Linked DNA regions of Homo sapiens: region 2 is linked to region 1. The links are chromatin contacts, found by Hi-C in ENCODE. All regions are on one chromosome and are shown on one strand. The core of a region is the stretch at or near the end of the contact, and the rest is flanking DNA. Distances in the headings are between cores, read along the strand shown. Region 1 has its middle 93 kb from the start of NHSL1. Region 2 overlaps HECA (hdc homolog, cell cycle regulator).

Evidence for each region. A loop is a pair of places that touch in the nucleus more often than their neighbours do. Pooled maps may share reads with other maps.
Region 2: a map with no recorded cell type shows a loop between it and region 1 (9-fold over the local background). The contact joins two enhancer-like sites. A Hi-C loop is called at or near these places in 3 of 37 single-sample maps with no recorded cell type and 5 of 50 pooled maps.

The regions. Positions count from the first base shown.
Region 1 is chr6:138,589,342-138,595,867 of GRCh38, forward strand. It overlaps a transcript of NHSL1 not described here. Among named protein-coding and RNA genes, the nearest start is that of NHSL1, 93 kb to the left of the region's middle. RefSeq lists enhancers at 1,884-2,384, 2,385-2,885, 3,871-4,165, 4,194-4,263. Within about 2 kb of position 4,015, at least 22 of the 41 ENCODE cell types and tissues checked have a DNase peak (open chromatin) inside an H3K27ac peak, as active enhancers do.
Region 2 is chr6:139,157,311-139,164,384 of GRCh38, forward strand. The region is part of intron 1 of HECA (hdc homolog, cell cycle regulator); the gene reads left to right. It also overlaps a transcript of TXLNB not described here. Among named protein-coding and RNA genes, the nearest start is that of HECA, 26 kb to the left of the region's middle. RefSeq lists an enhancer at 6,256-6,755. Within about 2 kb of position 4,766, at least 8 of the 41 ENCODE cell types and tissues checked have a DNase peak (open chromatin) inside an H3K27ac peak, as active enhancers do.

The DNA.
Region 1 (6,526 bases), core at 2,765-5,264:
ACCCGGGGCCCACCCTAGACAACCAGAGCATGTGAGGAGAGGACCAGAGAATCACCTGGGGGCCTCACGAGCCAAGCGGGGGCCTGGCTGGCTTGTGCACTACGGCACTGCCATAACCTGCCCACAGGTGAGGAGTCACCTTCCACCATGTGCTCAGGGTAGGCAGCAATGTAGAGGCTTGGCAGAGACTCGCCTGCCCCTCGCTGCTCAGCACACAGAGGGTTCAGTAGGGTCGCCTGTGACAGTCTCTCTACCTGTACCCTCCCCAGCCTCCTTTTACCCTAAACCCTCATCTATGCCTTCCCTGTCCTGTTCATTCCACCTCCTTCTCACAGTAGGAATGAATTGGTTTCCTCCTTTGCATCTTCAATCTCTTTTTCTAGATAATACGCTCCTTTCCCTCTGCTGACAACCTCTGATCCTCTACATCAGACAGCAAATCGCCTCTCCTCAGCTGGCTGCTCCTCTGAGTCGGCACAGCCCCAGCCTCTGCATCCCCAGCACTCCCTCTTCCTTGGCCCTTGCACCTTGGCATCCACACTGATCCTTCCATGGGTCCCCAGCCACCTCACAAATGAAGACACTGAATGTGCTGACCGGGCTGGCTCTGAGCCTGATTGCCAGCCTCTAGTGTTTTTCTACAATATTTCTACTCTTTTATTTTATTTTACTTTGAGACAGGGTCTCACTCTGTTGCCCAGTCTGAAGTCCAGCAGTGCGATCTCGGCTCACTGCAACCTCTGCCTCCTGGGTTCAAGCGATTCTCCTGCCTCAGCCTCCCAAGTAGCTGTGACTACAGGTGCCCATCACCATGCCTGGCTAATTTTTGTATTTTTAGTAGAGACAGGGTTTCACCTTGTTGGCCAGGCTGGTCTCAAACTCCTGACCTCAGGTGATCCGTTGGCCTTGGCCTCCAAAAGTGCTGGGATTCCAGGCGTAAGCCACTGCGCCCGGCCTACTCATACCTTTCATGTTGCTCTGGTTATTCCAAACCTTTAGGTTTTCCCTGAAGCCTACTTCCACCTTCCCTCCCAAACTCAAAGATAACCTCCCTTTGCATAAAACTACAAAGAGTCAAGCCCCTCCTTTCTCCCTTTCCCCTCACTCCCTGAGGAAAGCCCCTGCCCCTCTTCCCTCTGGTTCTTCCTTTTGGCCTACACATCCTGCCCAATCAACCACCAACTCCAGCCCTGATCTTGTCAAACTGCTATCCCGGGGCCTCTGCCTCATGAAACCCAAGCTCCTCTGCCTTCCATTTCATCCCCAACAACAGAGTCCAACCTGTCTGTATGGACTCCCCAGTTCTCCATACTCTTCAGCATCATCCCTGACCCTTGAAGCGGCTGTTTACCCTCTCCATTGGGAGAATCGGCATAGTACCAGGAAGCCTGGTCATATGGGATTTCCCTCCTTTGCACCGTGGGTTACTGATGTCAGACCACTGACACCTCACCTGTCCATCAGTGATAATCAGTTCCTTAAGAAAAAATTTAACTTTGTGGATGGTCAATAAAATTTTACTGGATAATGTAAGAAGCAAAGCTTTAGTCTTTTCCTTTCCCCTCTCAAAAATATGCTGGAACAACACAGAGAGAGGCAAATAGCACAAATATTTGAATCAGGCAGGGCTGGGTTCTAATCCTGATTTCAGCAGGCCTGTGTATTGACCATTGATCTCGGGCAATCCTCTGGGAATCGCCTCCTCTCAAGAAAAAGAACAGCAATACTGCCACCTAGTGACTGTATGGGGCAAGCATGGAGCACTCAGGAGGCACTCAGACCTATCTTTTTGAACTTGAGAATGTGCAGGATATAATCAGCAAAAGGAATAGGTAAGGGGCTATTGATACCAGTTATCAAGGGGGGAAACACTGGTGCTAAATATTACACTGTGGCTTAAGTTGCAGAAAAAAGGGATAAAATTATGAAAGTTTTCAAATATTATTTAAAGTAGTCCCTCCCCTTTATCTGTAGTTTTGCTTTCTGCAGTTGAATTCAGGTACCTGAGGTTAACTGTGGTCTAAAACATTAAATGAAAAATTCCAGAAATCAACAATTCATAAGTTTTCTCTTTTTTTCTTTTATTATTTGAGATGGAGTCTCACAATGTTGTCCAGGCTGGAGTGCAGTGGTGTGTTGATCACAGCTCACTGCAGCCTCCACCTCTAGAGCTCAAGCAATCCTCCCACCTCAGCCTCTTGAGTGGCTGAGACCACAAGTACACGCCCCCATGCCTGGCTGATTTTTTTGTTGTTGTTGTTTGTTTGTTTTCTGGTAGAGCTATCTCCCTGTGTTTCCCAGGCTGGTCTTAAACTCCTGGGCTCAAGTGATCTGCCTGCCTCAGCCTCCCAACATGCTGGGATTACAGGTGTGAGCCACCCTGCCCAGCTAATTCATAAGTTTTCAATTGAGCGCGGTTCTAAGTCGCGTGATGAAATCTCCCACCGTCCTGCTCTGTCCAGCCCTGCACGTGCACGTGGATCATCCTTCTGTGCAGCGGATCCATGCTGTGGACACACACTCTCCTGAGTTACTGAACAGACTACTCGGTTATCAGATTGGAAAAACATAATGTATCTAGGGTTCCATAGGATCCATGGTTTCAGGCATCCACCGAGGGTTTTGGAACCTATCCCTCATGGATAAAGGGAGACGACTGTAACTTTGAAAGTTCCCATTTGAAAATGTTTTTTGGGTTTTTTGCTCAATTATTCCATGACAATAAATGCATTCTCATAGCTATAATCAAACTAAAGAGAATTTAATTATCACCCTCAAGAAAACTACAGTTTCCTGCTCCCCAAAACACAATATTAAATACCCATATTATCACTTTTCAAGATTGCACAGGTAATTTCTAATAGGTCCCACACCCACATCTCAAGGTCAATTTAGCCTGCATGAAAGAAAACAACTGAATGAAAATAGAACACAAGATTCTTCATATGCAAAAATGACTGTGTAAAAACTATATAGGCCAGGCACGGTAGCTCACACCTATAATCCCAGCACTTTGGGAGGCTGAGGCGGGTGGATCACTTGAGGCCAGGAGTTTGAGACCAGCCTGGCCAGCATGGGGAAACCCCGTCTCTACTAAAAATACAAAAATTGGCTGGGGTGGTGGCAGGCGCCCGTAATCCCAGCTACTACAGTCTCAGGCTGAGGCATGAGAATCACTTGAACCCAGGAGGTGGAGGCTGCAGTGAGCCAAGATTGCTCCACTGCACTCCAGCTTGGGCGACAGAGCGAGACTGTCGCACAAAAAAACAAAAAACAACAAAAAACAAAAAACAACAACAAAAAAAACCCCTACATATCCAGAACTAAAGAGTGAAAACTGACAAGTATGCAGGTAATTGCCCTTAAGGAAAAAGGTGTGTGGATATATTTTAGTGGGCTGGTCTAAATATTTTCTAAATATCGTAAGACATATGAAACAGGGTGGCTAGGAGCTGCTATTTCAGCTTTTTAAAAGCAATTGTGATGGAGCAAAAATTTTGCCTGTAGACAATAATTAACCTTTCTCCAAAAGCATCACATATATATCATTCTATATACCAAATGCCACAGCCACAGGAAGTCAGTTGCCCACAGCCTTATAAATCAGTTTACTTGCTTCCTCATTTTCTGTTATGGACTTTCCTAGCCAAACTCTGTCATGGCAGTTCACTTCAAAATTAAAAATAAAGTTGATTTAATGGAGCCTGGATGAATCCCATCTGAAAGCCATTAAAACATACACACCCACTTCCACACAAACCAGAGAATCAGTAGAATTCAAAGACTTATTGAATCCTGAAACTGTAAAGGATCCGAGTGACAAATAATTCACATGTCCTATTAATCACAGGAGGTAGACGGGTTCTGTGATTCCAGCACTGACACGGAGGCAGTCAGGAGCACTGCTAGGACTAGAATCCCGTTGTCCTTGCCCCAGTCCAGGCTCTGCCCACTCTCCCATGCTTCAGGTCTGGCTCTGAAGTTCGTGATTCCCCGTTCATAGTCTTCAAGTACATCAGTGAGTCACGTTTCCGTTTCCTCTCACTGTTCCAAATGCTGGGCTTTGGTAGCACAGAGTTCATTCATTCACAATCATGCTAATTCACTCATACAGAGAGAGAGTGCTGACGCACTTAGGAATTATGACTTAACATGCAATTCTCAAATCAGTGAGGCCAACGGCTAACTAAACTTAAAAATAAAAGGAAATCTAGCCCTTAGCACTCAAAATACTTCCTTTCAACCTACTGTAAAACAACAAACTCACTTTCATTAGGAGATGAAAAGTGAGTCATTTCTTTCTTCCAGTAGACGGTCTCCCCAGGCACAAACTCATGCACATTATATTTCATGGGACCTTTTAAATATTTACTTGTTAGCAGTATTCTTCCTTTCGGGTCAAAGATTATAGTATTTAGCAACACAAAGAAAGCTGAGGGATAGAGTTATGAATTAGTAAACTGCTTTGCCAAGCCTTCCATTTGTTAATTCAGTCCAACTTCAAAGAGGATTTTAAAGAGAGGTTCAGCTGTCAGAAATTAACTCTAAGAAAACTGCTGAATCAAAAAGTGACTTGGGCAGTTTTTCCCAAACTGGTGTTAAGGAAAAACTGTTCAGTTGTAGGTATAGGAGCAAAAAGTATCTTCCTATGCAAATAAGCTTAGGGCAAACAAAGTTTTTAAAAGGTTTTTTGTCTTGTTCACTACAGGACTTTCCCAGCCTTTGACATGCTAATGTTGCTGTAAATTTCCAGGGATGTGGTGGGGGTCAGTTTATTTTGATCACATTAATTATGTGGTTGGGGGATGTGGATAAAATAGGAGAAATGCACTACACTGATTCAGCAGCTTCTAAGCAACAGAGAAAGGGTTTGGCTAAAGTACTAGTATTTTTGGTATTCAGTAGCAAAGAACAGTTAGACTCTCATTCACAACTATTTCAGGACAAGGTGGGAGTATCTATTCAGTCATTTGGGAGAATGAAGCTACGTAGAACTCAATCCTTGAGAGCTTAATTTACTGCCAATAGGACTGCCAATTTCGCGGGGCTTCTGCAACTCCTCCCCGGCTCTAAGCAAAAACAGCCCCTGTACCTGTTCTTGGGGACTGACGTGACATCGTTGAGTGTTTTCCCTCAACTCTTTGATCTTCATGCACTTGTCTATTTCAATGTTTTTTGACCATGGCTGTACATCAGAATCACCTAGGGAGCTTTTCACTCCACAGATGTATGGGCCCATTGCCAAATCTACAAAATACAATACGATCCCCAATAAGCAGCACCGAGAGCTGAAAACCACTCTTCTGCTTCCTAGGAAGAGCTAGACAACAGACAAATAATTGAGAGGGTGTGTACTTTAAATTGAGCACGTTGACACTGACAAGGAAAGGGCTACATAGCAAGATTTTAATGAGACCCCAAGTTTACAGATTTCTCTGTATCACTCACTCAAAAGTGGACTTTTTCTTTTCTAGATGATTTTCACAAAGAAAGAAAAATGTACTTTGAAAGGAGCAAAGTGCTTAAAACAAGGAGTGCACCACAAAATCGTTCAGGGGCCGCCTGCTGTGGTTAGCTGGCTGCTGGTTCACACGTGAGCCCAGACCCTGTTCCCCAGCACAAGCCCCATCCAGCACATGACCCTAATTTGCAACTCAACATTTCACTATATGTCTTGGACCTTTGCAAGTCACTTTAGAAATTCAAAACCAGAGATTCCCACTATGCTGAAGCCAAGCCTACTGTACAATATACATCACAGGGTGTAGGCCTCTGCAGGCCTTCTAAGTACGTCAATCACCTACAGAAGATAAAAAGTGATTTTTTGAAAACCATTTTCTTTCTAAATAATATTTACTTAAGCTATTTTATGCATACAGTCTCTAGGCAGTATATGTCAGGAAAAGGACCAGCCACTAAGAAGAGGAAGAGAGTTAAAAGTAAAGATATAGGCTGGGTACAGTGGCTCATGCCCGTAATCCTAGCACTTTGGGAGGCCAAGGCAGGAGGGTCACTTGAGGTCAGGAGTGTGAGACCAGCCTGGGCAACATAACGAGATCTTGTCTCTGCAAAAAATATTTAAAAATTAGTTGGCTGTGGTGGCAAGCACCAGTAGTCCCAGCTACTCAGGAGGCCAAGGTGGGAGGATCACTTGTGCCCCGGGAGTTCTAGGCTGCAGTAAGCTGTGATCCTGTCACTGTGCTCTAGCCTAGGCAACAGAGTGACACCCTATCTCTTTTTTTAAAACAGATATATTAAGTCTTTTTTACAAAAGTGAATTTCAATAACTTCAATATCATAGGGTAACCTGGAATCAATTATAAAAAGATTCTCTCCCTCTTTCCTTTCTTGAATTTTTTTAATCAGCAGAAAAGATATTTATGTACAATGAATGGGTAAGAATAGCACAGCATACAGGTGAAGTTGAAAGATTTCGGAAACAAAACGCTGAGTCCTATGGAGACAATGGGTAAGAGAAAGTGGAAAGTGAGGGGTCCAGAGGTTGCCATGCCACCCTTGCACCTAT
Region 2 (7,074 bases), core at 3,516-6,015, 570 kb after region 1:
GTTTTGTGCCAACCTCCTGTCTCATCATGTGACTTAACTATCTGGGAATGCAGCCCAGTAGGTTTCAGCCTCATTTTACCCAGCTCCTATTTAAGATAGAGTTGCTCTGGTTCACACGCCTCTTGACAATATAACAGAGTACTTATTTGTCTGACACTGAGAAGAACATCTTCATGGGGTTAGAAGAAGATAATTTTGAAGGTCTCCTTTTCCTTCTACTTCTTTGACACTAGTCAGTAAATATTGAGTGAATTATCTTATGCATGCCATACTGCTTTGTTGTGAAGAAGAAATCTACTTCTTGCCCCTCATAAGCCTAAAGCACACATAGAAAGTCATGACTGACAAAAGTGTAAGTTGGGAGAGCATGCAAGTGGCAACATTTGGCCCAAGAGTAATATAGAGGGCTGTAGAGAGTGGGATGGTACTTTCCCAGCTAAGAAGGCTGGCACCTCCCTGGGCTTGGGAAGATGTGGAAGGGATTGGGCTTGGGACAGGATTGAGGCGAGGCACAGGTGGAGGAGGGTGTGTGCCTGCATGTAGCAAAAGGGGGCAAATGAGAGGGGGTGAATATAATAACACTGAAGTGCCCAACTCCTGGTGGGCTCGGCCAGCCTTGCACTTAATGTGGAGAAAGGAGGATGGATGGCCACTTCCTGGTTGTGGCTTTGCTCTAAACTTGTTCAAAATCTCTTGATTTTTATGACAAGTAATATAAAGTGATATGGCATTTGTTAACAATTGCTTATAGTTAAACAGTGCTTGGCCAGGTGCAGTGGCTCACACCTATGATCCCAGCACTTTGGGAGGCTAAGGCAGGAGGATCACTTAAGCCCAGGAGTTCAAGACCAGCCTGGGTAACAGAGTGAGACCCCACCTCTACAAAATTTTTTTATAAAAAGTCAGCTGGGGCTGGGCTCGGTGGCTCATGCCTGTAATCCCAGCACTTTGGGAGGCCGAGGCGGGCAGATCACGAGGTCAGGAGATGGAGACCGTCCTGGAAAACACAGTGAAACTCCGTCTCTACTAAAAAATACAAAAAATTAGCTGGGTGTGGTGGCGGGTGCCTGTAGTCCCAGCTACTTGGGAGGCTGAGGCAGGAGAATGGTGTGAACCTGGGAGGCGGAGCTTGCAGTGAGCAGAGATCGTGCCACTGCACTCCAGCCTGGGTGACAGAGCGAGATTCCATCTCAAAAAAAAAAAAAAATCAGCTGGGAGTGGTGGCGTGCACCTGTAGTCCCAGCACCTGTAGTCCCATGCTGAGGTGGGAGGATGGCTTGAGCCTGGCAGGTTGAAGCTGCAGTAAGCCATGACCATGCCACTGTACTCCGGTGTGAGCAACAGAGCAAGACCCTGTCTCAAAAAAAAAAAAAAAAAGAAAAATTGGTGTTTAGGTGCCAAGCACTGTTCTAACTACTTTAATAACTTCTTCATTCCTCATGGCAACCCTTTTGGGGTAGGTATTAGTATTATTATTTCTGGGCCAGGCACAGTGGCCCATGCCTATAATCCCAGCACTTTGGGAGGCCAAGGTAGGCAGATCACTTGAGGTCAGGAGTTCAAGACCAGCCTGACCAACATGGAGAAACCCTATCTCTACTAAAAATACAGAATTAGCCAGGCATGGTGGCGCATGCCTGTAATCTCAGCTACTTAGGAAGCTGAGGCAGGAGAATCGCTTGAACCTGGGAGGCGGAGGTTGCGGTGAGCCGAGATAGCACCATGGCACTCCAGCCTGGGCAACAAGAGCGAAACTCCCTCTCAAAAAAAAATTTTTGAAAAAAAAAATTATTATTTCTGCCATTTTACAGGATTTTACAGGTAAGGAAACAGAGGCACAGGGAAGTTAGGTGATTTGCCAAAGGTCTTTAATAAGTTGCAGAGCTGAGTCACATCCAGGCAGGCTGGCTCTGTGTCATCTCCCACAGTCTGGAGTCGGGAAGCTGGAGATGGAGGACACTGGTCAGAAATTCATACCCTAAGAGGACCATGCTCTCTGCAAACAAGGGGATTTGTTCCCACATAAGAGGAATAATCAGCGATCTAATAAAACAGTTTTGAAACCTTACATTTGTAATAACCAGTTCACTTTTACACAGCTAGTATCCCATGGAACCGGGACTTACACATAAATGTCTTTTTTTCCTCCTTTAAAAAAAAAATGGTACCTGGGTGCCACAAGGAGGGTAGCAGGAATGATGTTAGTTTGAGGAAGTGAGGGTGAGGGCCAGGCTCTGTCCCGACAGAGAAGGCCTGGACTGAATCTAGGAGACCTGGCTGGAGCTCTGCAGCTGCCTCCCCAGCAGCTGGGCTGGTTCTCCCCATGGGTTCACCCTCTCTCTATTACTGTGGTCACAACCAGAGGACTGAGTCTGGTTGGGTCATTCTTTCCTTCATCAGAAGATTTATTAAACACTTATTTATGCAGTAGTGGGTTTACAAGGATGAATGTGACTAAGTCATCCCTATTTTAGATTTTGCCTGGAAAGCCTCATATGACTTAAGAAGACCCTCCTTACCTTCATTCCACCCAACTCCCCACCTGCTTATGGTGCAGCTGTTTTAAGGGGGATAAAAATATTTAACTCATAGTTTAAAAGCTGAAAATAGCAATGTCCGGTTTATGGGGCTCCTCAGTGAATGAGGTTGTCAGGAGATTTGGGCTCATTGGGCATTCAGTGTGATCCTCCTCTTTCAATAGGTAAGGAGCACAGAGTTCTCAAGTGAGGGCAGGATGCAGGGTAAGAAAGCTGGGGAGACAGGATAGGCTTGGCCCAGGTGACTGCAGCCTAGCTACCCTGTTATCCAGACTTGAAACTGAGATTTTTGCCCAGAATCACATGAACCCTGTTTATTTTAACTTGAGCAGAAGAAATAGAAGCTGGGTACTGACTACTTGATGATGAACCTAAAATACAGGCCTTGGAAGGTTTATATACTTTTTTAAACAATGCCAACTCTGTGTAAAGGAGCATTTTTCTGTTTTGCTTGTTAGATTATCACAGTTTAGATTAATGCGCCAAGGGAAGTTGGTGGCACAAGTGTATGATACCCTTCTCCCATCTCTCCTGTTGAAGATTTAATTGTGTCAGATCAATCTATATTCCATTTATGCCTTTGTGGGACTGCTGTTCTGTTTTTAGTTTGGAGACAAGGTTTCACTCATTGCCGAGGCTCACTGCAGCCTCAATTTCCTCGACTCACTTGATCCTTCCACCTCAGCCTCCTGAGTAGCTGGGACTATAGGCACATGCCACTGAGCCCAACTAATTTTTTAAAATTTTCATGGAGACGGAGTCTCACTATGTTGTCCAGGCTGTTCTCTAACTCCTGGCCGCAAGTGATTCTCTGGCCTCAGCCTCCCAAGTGCTGGAATTACAGGCGTGAGCCACTGTGCCTGGCCATACTTACTTATTTTCTAAACACCTGTATGGCATGTTCAAAACATTGGAAAAAGTAGAAAACATTGGAGCAGTTTGCATTTATCTGGGGAGTGAAATACAGCGGTATAAAATTATGGTAGCATATAAGCAAACATTTTTATGAAACTTTACTATTTATAAAGTGTTTTCATGTACATGAGCTGAATAGGGCAAGCATTTTATCCCCACTTTACAGATGAGGAAACAAAACTGCTCAATGTCAAACAACTAATCAGGAGCAGACCTGGCATCAGACACCTCTCTTCTGTTATTCCCTGCTGCTTTTCCAGTTTGGACAATGTGTGTGTGTGGTGTGTGTGTGTCGGGGACAGGGGTGGTGCTAATGAGGGAGGAAAGTATGTTTGAACCGAGCCTTGAAGGAAATAATGTCCGAGTTTAGAGGCCAACACACTTCAGCAAAAGCATTGTCAGACATCCTCTGACTATTCCCGAGGTCCACCCTGTTACCCCATTTTGCCTGTCTCCCTGGGAGCCTCACCCTGCTGGTGTGTCATAGGGTGAAGTGTCTGTTGTGTGTATTACTGGGTGTATTTAACATGCTCTTGGCTTTGTATTTGTTTTTGAAGCCTACCCACAAGGCCACATCAAAGTGGCTGACTATAAACAAGCAGGGCTGGCAAGTTGGAGTGGGGGCTCTTCATACAAGGAAGAGGTTTTCTGGTTAGGAAACAGTGGAGCATGGCTGTGAACATGACAAACACTGTTAAAGGGACAGGGATGGGGCACAGCTGTGGTACCTTGTCTGTGTTCCATGTGTGCACTTCTGTTAGACCATTAGAGCTCTTAGCTCAAGACCTGGCATGTAGGAAGTGCTCAGTATTGGTTAAATGAAATATTTGCTGCTTTTTGAAAAGACACAGAATTTTTCCTCTCTTAATCCACCTTTCTTTAGTGTGAAAATACTTTTCAAAGAAATATCAAGTCAGTCTCAACATTTACAGTTGGAATATTGTGAATGCAAATGTTAGTTAGATCTTCCTTTGACCTAATTTGATTTTATTGGTCTTGGGTTAGTAAAATTTGGTTATTGTGGTTACATTTCAGGGACGTTTACTTCAAGGCTCTTCATCTGAAGGATCAAGATAAAAACAACTACACTTAATAATTGACCAATTAACATTTTAAAGGCCTCTAAAGGTCACAGCCCAGGTGACTGGTGAATTTACTCAGTTTCAAACCACTCTTCTACTTCTTTTTGTTGTGCTTCAGTACATCCAGGTCTGACTGTCTAGGATTACAGCTCTCTTTTTCACTTCTGCTCCTCTTGTCATGTGTGGGTTTGGTGAGCCAGTATCTTTAATGCGACTTTTTTCAGCACTGGAGTTTTACAAAGCCTGGGCCCAGTGGTGCCGGAAACACTAAGATGAGTAAGAGGCTTCCTCTCCTGAGTCGTCAGCTGGTGGGGATTATGAAGAGTCCCCATGATGAGGGACTCAAGTAAGATTGGGGCCAGACCATCAGGGAGGGGAGGAGAAGGGTTGGAGTCAGGATAGGGGGGCAATCCTGGTAAAATTGGTATGTAGAGAGGTGGGCCTTGAAGCAGTAGGAGTGGGGAGGAAGTTTACTAGATGCCAGGTGCTTTCTCAGCATTTCATGTGTATAGTTTTTTTCATTTCATTCTTCTGAACCATTTAAGGTACATTCTGTTGTTTTCTGCATTTTATACAGAGGAAACTGACACAAAGAGAAGTTAAGTAAGTTGTCCAAGAGCATGCAGCTCATAAATGGTCCTGCCTGGATTCCAACTCAGGCAGTCTGGTTGCAGAGTCTGAACTGTGAATTGCTGTCAGTGGCTGAATGGGATTTGGACAAATGAAGATTAAGGGGAAACCACGGTGATCAAATATTAATACATAGAGGTAGACAAATTGGTTTAGGGCCATTTTGCCAAGGCCCTGGAATCCCACACCTGAAGGGGATAATTGTAACATATGACAGAACTAATATTTGTATAGGCTTTATGGGTCCACATTGCCACCACCCTCTGCTGATTGATTTGGTGGAATGTTGTGTCTGTGGTTCAGTGTGCAGGGATAAGGTTGGGAAGGTTGTTGAGTAGAGGAGTCACATGGTTTGTTCCCTCTCATATGTCTTTAAGCTGTCGTGAGGTTTTGGCCTGTATTCCCTGAGCTCATGAACATGGTGTTAAGGCTCAGCCTCTGCTGTCTTCTGTACCCTGCCCATGCTCTTTCCCTGCCCTACAGTTACCCTCTGGAAAGAGTTTCCTGGAGTCTCCCTGTTTCTGCCTTTTCACCTCACTGTCTACCTCTGACCTGCCCTCCATCATTCCCGCTGGAGCTGTTCTCCGTGAGGAGACAGTGCCTGGCTCACTGCTCATTTTGGCTGGGACTTTTCAGGTTTATTGCATCCAGTGAATTCTTAACTCGGGGTGATTTTACCCCCTAGGGGATACCTGGCAGTGCCTGGAGACATTGAGTGGGGCTGGCCTCTACGGGATGGACAGTGAGGTTGCTGCTAGCTGCTAGACATCTTACAGGATGGCTCCCACAACAGAGATCCAGCCCAAATGTCTGTAGTGCAGAGGTGGAGAAGCACCGATGTTACCTGGTGCTCTGGGACATTTTGCAGTTCTCCATTCTTTTTTTTTTTTTTTTTTTTTAAAGGGAGTCTCACTGTGCCACTCAGGCTGGTGTGCAGTGGCACAATCTCTACTCACTACAACCTTCGTCTTCCAATTCAAGTGATACTCCCACCTCAGCCTCCCGAGTAGCTGGGATTACAGGTGTGCGCCACTACACCCAGCTAATTTTTGTATTTTTAGTAGAGATGGGGTTTCATCATGTTGGCCAGGCTAGTATCGAACTCCTGACCTCAGGTGATCCACCCGCCACGGCCTTCGAAAGTGCTGGGATTACAGGCGTGAGCCACTGCGCTGTCCCCTGACTGCCTGGACATAATTCTCTCCTGACTTGTTTTTCAGTAAATTCTGAGTTCATTTCTTACCAATCTCTGCAGGGGAATCTTCTCCTCCAGCCTTGGTTCCAGTCCTTGCATCCCAGGATTCTTTTCCTGGCCTCTGGTCTCTGCCCACTCCTCCCGTTTTTCTTGGGCATCTCATTAGTCCTAGGGATTTGACCTTCATCTGTGGGTGAGTGACTCCACATCTGTATTCACAGCTCTAGCTCTCTTGAGCTCCAGTCAAATTCATGTCTCCTCCACCTCAGTGGTACACAGGCACTTCTAAATCAGTGGGTCCTAAATAGGGCAGCCCTAAGTCTTTTTCCATCTTCCCTGTCCTGCTGTTCCCACATTGCTGTCCGTCAGCATGGACTCTCACACACACACACACACAAACACACACACACACTCTCTCTCTCTCTCTCTCTGAGCATCTTCTCACACTGCTCCTGAAGCACAGGCACTCCTTATTTCTCAACCCACAGCACCCTCCCTCTGGCCTCCTTACTTCCAGTCCCGTGCCCCACGCTGCCACCAGGGGAGCTTTCTAGAGCAGAACTCTGAGCCTGGGAGTCTGCCTTTAGCTTCTGTCATCTATACACATAATCTAAACTGCTTCATGACCAAGCCCAGTGGTTCCCAATTGGGAGAGTAGTATTTCCCTCCAAAGGGGCCCTTTGAAAGTGTTATGAACATTGGGGGTATCATGATG